Linked DNA regions of Mus musculus: region 1 is linked to region 2. The links are chromatin contacts, found by Hi-C or POLR2A ChIA-PET in ENCODE. All regions are on one chromosome and are shown on one strand. The core of a region is the stretch at or near the end of the contact, and the rest is flanking DNA. Distances in the headings are between cores, read along the strand shown.

The links. A loop is a pair of places that touch in the nucleus more often than their neighbours do. ChIA-PET counts read pairs that join two places held with the same protein, here RNA polymerase II (POLR2A).
Region 1: a loop to region 2 is called in a map of regulatory T cell, with 3 times the contacts of the local background. The contact joins the promoter of Adal here to the promoter of Ubr1 in region 2. A Hi-C loop is called at or near these places in 1 of 37 maps with a recorded cell type or tissue (regulatory T cell). POLR2A ChIA-PET finds 5 or more read pairs at or near these places in 4 of 5 experiments (Patski and embryonic stem cell).

The regions. Positions count from the first base shown.
Region 1 is chr2:121,140,832-121,143,531 of GRCm38, forward strand. It overlaps Adal (adenosine deaminase-like), which reads left to right and starts at 1,262. Exons shown (of 10, transcript NM_029475.2): 1 at 1,262-1,472; 2 at 1,693-1,823; 3 at 2,318-2,378. The coding sequence starts at 1,413.
Region 2 is chr2:120,969,427-120,972,126 of GRCm38, forward strand. It overlaps Ubr1 (ubiquitin protein ligase E3 component n-recognin 1), which reads right to left and starts at 1,289. Exons shown (of 47, transcript NM_009461.2): 1 at 1,096-1,289. The coding sequence starts at 1,176.

The DNA of each region.
Region 1 (2,700 bases), core at 12-2,511, 170 kb after region 2:
TTTTCTGCAGGGAAAAAAAAAACTTGTGTAGATCCTCTTATTTGAGAACATTTTTAGGTGAATCGGAGGCTGACGACCTGATACCGGTTTGGTCCGGCAAAAGAGGACCAGCACCTCGGATCTTAAGCAATCCAGAGTAGATTGGTCCTTGCACAAAAGTAACAGTTGCTCCTTTATTGAGTGTTCTCGTTGCGAGGGAGAACTCATTTAGATCTTAAATTAGGCCATATGGAAAGTGAAGAAAGAGACCTTTACGGATAATTACTGATTATTATTAACCCACTGCCCCTGTACGTGCTGTTTATTCTCATGTAGTCTAAATTCTGTGCTAGGTCTACAGTGAGTAAGTATTCAGCATGTAAAAATGACACTCCCCTCCACTTCCAAGATTCTGTGATTCGTATGTGGTATTGAGTATGTCTGCTGAAAATCGCTATAGAAGAGATGTGATTATTCCCTGTGGCGTTGTTGTTTAAAGGAAGCAACCCAGGTTGGACTTTTAAAGTTTCTACATTTGATGCTTAGGAGATACCAGTAAGAAAGCACTCCCAGAGATGCGTAGAAACTTCATCATTTACTAATTTAGTGTCTGCTTGGATTAGGAAAGGAAATAGAAAGACTTGAAGAATGGTTAACTCAGAGCAGTAGTATGTAACGGCTGAGAGTATGAGTTCTGGAGTCCAACTGGATCAAGAAAAATTTTCTATGAAGATTTGGTTATTGGAAAATGTTTTAGGGTTAGGAACTCGTTAGTGGTCTTAGAAGAGCAGATTGTGTGGCAGAATGATTCAGTGCGTGCAAGATATGTTAATAAAGGCATCTAGTCGACCAGAAGGATCAGAGACAGGAGGCAGCAAATACTACCCTCCATCCAGAGACAGGATTTTCGCCTGACAGACCCAACCCATTTAAGGAAAGTGTTTGTGCGACGTAAATATGAAATAACATGTTTTCTTGTAAAAGCAAATTCGTGCTACATGTGTAAGCTAACCTGACCTACGCAGTAGATTAAAGGAGCCCAGAGTTAAAGGGACAGACGAACGCTGGATTTTTAGTTTTCGGGTGTTTTTTTTTTTCTTGTTCTTTTTTTTTTTTACTAGTCATTTCCCCATTGCAGACACACCTAAGTTAGCTTTGCTTAACTTAAGTTAGTGGGAGCAGGGGGTTGAGGGGGCTTGGGAGGTGTAAAAAGAAGATATCAGCAGTGACTGTGTTTCTGTTTGCATGTTAGATCTGAAAATAGTTACATTTGTTATTGTAGGTGAAAGTGATCCCAGAGCCACACATAGTGCAAGTCTTGTTTAAAATGGCAATCTGAAGGAAGTCCAGCACCTCAGAGATTCCCACTTTGATAAGTTTATCGTCCAAGCCGAGAATAAGAGCAAAGAGAAACTTTTCCTTCTACTGAAGTGATGGAGGCCGGACAGCAGTGGCCTGGGAAGACAGACTTTTATCTGCAATTACCAAAAGTGGTAAGAATTAACTACAGAGTTCTTGTTACTGTATAATGGCTTTTGTATTGTTTTCCACAAAAGAGAAGTAAAGCTTATGGGTAGAAATTGTAGAGTGGGTATAGCTGAACCAAGTAGCTGGCCTAGTATAAACTACAACTAGGAACCAGGCCACCAGGGCCTGATGTATGGGGCTCTGGATCTCGTGGACTCTTGTGAACTGATTGTCCTCTTGTGTTAGGAGCTCCATGCCCACTTGAATGGCTCCATTAGTTCCAGTACCATGAAGAAACTGATAGCCAAGAAGCCACATCTTAACGTTCATGGTCACATGACCATGATTGACAAGGGGAAGAAAAGGACTTTACAAGAGTGAGTTTGGGAGGTTGTGGGAATTTTTTGTGGCTGTATTTTGGGATTATAATATATAAGAATCAGATTTTAATACTTAGATAGGGTAGACATCTGGCATAAAATATATAACCTAACTCACAGTGCTTTTCCAACTGTCAGACTGACAGTATGTTTAATGATTTATATTGTTTGTCATATTGAGTTGTTCCTTAGATTTGAAAATAAAGACAGATTGATTTTTCTCTATTTGCTAGTCCTGGCAGGATTAAAGAATAGGAATGGCTGTTTCATACTTTTCAATATAAATAAGTAATATCTTATTTTAGCTATTAAATTGTCTTTCTAGATCAATGTAATTTTGAAAAAAGGTGTATCCTATAGTTCTTTGTAAATTTAAATATATACTTACTATTAACCTCAAATTTACTAATTAATTCCATTCTGAGGGTTTTTCTTGAGTAACAGGTTTTGATGAGGGAAGTGTGTTAAGACATTTTTTTTTTCATTTGTAGATGTTTCCAGATGTTCCAAGTTATACATCAGCTTACTACTAGTGCTGAGGACATCCTGATGGTGAGACACAGAGGCAGGTTAAAATGGCGTGACTTTCCACAGCAGTGCACAGCTCACCTTGCGCATGTCCTTTGGCTTTCATCCACGCTCTGATGGAGATGCTTGCTCTTTCCCCCCACTTCCTTCCCCCTCTTTATTTTTTCCTTTCTTTTTCTATTAATTTACAGATTTTTTTTCATGACAACTCTTTGAAAAGTCAGTGTAAGACATTGGCCTAAGAGCTAATGTAAAGTCTGTTGTTGTCTTAAAAAAAGAGGAAGCGGGTGGAAGGGAAAGGAAGGGAGTGAGAGAAGAACCAAGGTCAGCATTGTATTGAACGGGG
Region 2 (2,700 bases), core at 39-2,538:
AAGTGAGTTTCAACTGCTTTTTGGGATGGAGGAGGAAGACTGCCAAGTGCTGATCTAGTGCATATAGTCTTATTCCAACTCTGTCCCTGATGGTTTTTTATCTTACAGACATTCTCTCTAGTCTCCGTGGTTGACTTATTTCTGAGTCATTCTCTTGTCTCATAAAATAATGTTCTAGAGTCTGCTGGGGTAAAGTAAGCCAAGAATGAGTTTATTAAAACTACAAACAACTTCACTAACAGGTATGTGTATATACAATGGGTTTGCGTGGGTGCGGGTATGTTTCCCACACTTTTCCATATGCAGCTATAGACAAACTGATAAAACATGTTGTGATCAATAGTGAGTACTTCCTAAGGACCTCCCTCCCTTCTAGTTATCTGAAGGGACCACATCAGAACATTTGTGAACATTACCCCACCTTTCAGCCTACTCTGTTCGTATTCTCCACGCAGCCAGACTGTTGACTCAATTTTATTCTACCTCTCCTTTCTCAGCCCTTCAAAAATCTAATAGCCAAGTATAGATTCCAGTATTCTCTCGTTTGAAATGTCCCTTCTCATATATAAAAGGCATGACAAATGACAAATTTCCCTCACTGGGGGCCAGATCGAAGGTTCTCAAGACGCTGCAATAATGGATATCTGGCCATGCCTTGCCAGCCGCAACACTCACTGCCACTATCAAGTCCACCCGACAATGCTATATCACACCAGGTGCTGGTCCGGGTCCCGATGCCTATCAACAAGAGGGGTCAGCAATGCGTCTACCGAAAAATGGCCTTCTCCAACCTCATCTCAGCTCCTACATCAAACCCACCTAAATGTGCACGAGTTCTTTCTACTTCAAAATAGAGACATGCGTGTCTGAGCACGTTGAGACTTAATAGATGACAGTCATTAAACTCCGTAGACCTGGCTGGCAGGAATGTGTGTAGGAGACGACTAACTTTATCGGGGGAGGGAGGGTCGATCCTTCAATCCTAGGACTCCCCTTCCCCAGTGCCGCCATAGAAAGCGGAGCCCCAAACCCTCCCAGGCGCGGTGGGAAGCTGTTGGTGGAGAGGACAAAAGGCGCTAGCAGATGAAGACTCACCGATGCCGGCCGCTGCGGGGCCAGGGGAGGCTCCGGGCTGACGTCCATCCTCTCGGCGCCGTCCATCTCTTCGTCCGCCATCTTAAGGGAAACGAACGCCCGCAGTTCCCGACCCCCGGCCGCCAGCTAGCGGAAACCTGTGGCCGGCCCGACGCGACAGGGACGACACTTTTACGACGGCCCCTGAAGTCAGGTTTGTCGCAGCACCCGGAGCGGCTTCCGGTCGGCTTCCCGGAAGCAGGCTGCCGACCTGCCAAGCCGGAGGTTTCCGCCCCTGATGGTTAGTTAGCCCTGCTCCACCAGGGCTGATCCCCGAGGGAAGACCTCACAGCTTTGTCGCCATCCCTTAACCCCGGGGCAGGGGTGGTGAGATGACAAAACCGAGAAACCTAGTCCATCCGTCGGTAAGGGAAGACAAACTGAATACATCCCCGTTATGGAATACCCCATGAAAAGAACAAGGTAGATGTACGGAAACATCGAGGGGAAACTGTTGCCACAGACTACAAATTCCTGCATTTGTGCATCTATGCATAGTGCGAAGGAATAGCTCTGAACCAAGAGAAAACACCCAAGGCCAAGACCAGGGTTGGAGGACAAAGGTGATAAAGAGCTAATTTAGTGTCCTCTGTTTTTGTTTTTGTTTTTTGTTTAGTTTGGTTTAGTTTTTACGAAACGAATAATAGCCTCCAATACCACGCATTCCTCCTACCTCTGCATTCCAAGTGACAGATGTCAGCCACCTGGTCCCTTTTTAAATTTATATATATACTTTAGCGACTTGTGTCTGTGTCTCTCTCTCTCTCTCTCTGTGTGTGTGTGTGTGTGTGTGTGTGTGTGTGTGTGTGTGTGTGGATCATGTTTAGAGATCAAAGGACAATTTGAGGGGATTGGTTTTCTACCATCTCACCTGCCATGGAAGTGGGTTTTGTTTTGTTTTTGTTTTTGTTTTGTTTTGTTTTTTTGTTTTTGTTTTTGAGACAGGGTTTCTCTGTATAGTCCTGGCTGTCCTGGAACTCACTTTGTAGACCAGGCTGGCCTCGAACTCAGAAATCCGCCTGCCTCTGCCTCCCAAGTGCTGGGGTTAAAAAGGTGTGCGCCACCACCACCTGGCTTTTTTTTTTTTTTAGATCTGTAAGGTCAAATTTTCTTCACATACACCAACCAAAGCAACACATGACTGACTATAGATAGAGGCAGAACTAAAACACACCTACCCTTCTATTAAATTGGAACTTAAGAAATTTGGAAATTCTCACATTTTGGATAACATTTGTTTACCGAGTTAATTTTCATTTTAAATGCTGTTTATGCCTGGTGTAATGGCACCCACCTTTAAGCACTCCAGAACCAGAGGCAGGTGGATCTCTGAATTCAAGGCTAGCCTAGTCTACTCCAGAGCTATGTGGTGAGACCCCATCTCAAAAAGAGAAAAAGAAAGGAAAAATGTTTAAGATGTTATATTGTTTACATGCCTGTAAGCCGGCATGGGTGACTTACAGCTGTAACGTCAGCTAGCATTTGAGAATATGAGGGTTCTTCCAAGTTGGAGGCAGCAGAACTATATAGTTCCAGATCAGTCTAGCTGCCGGTGAGGTCCTGTCC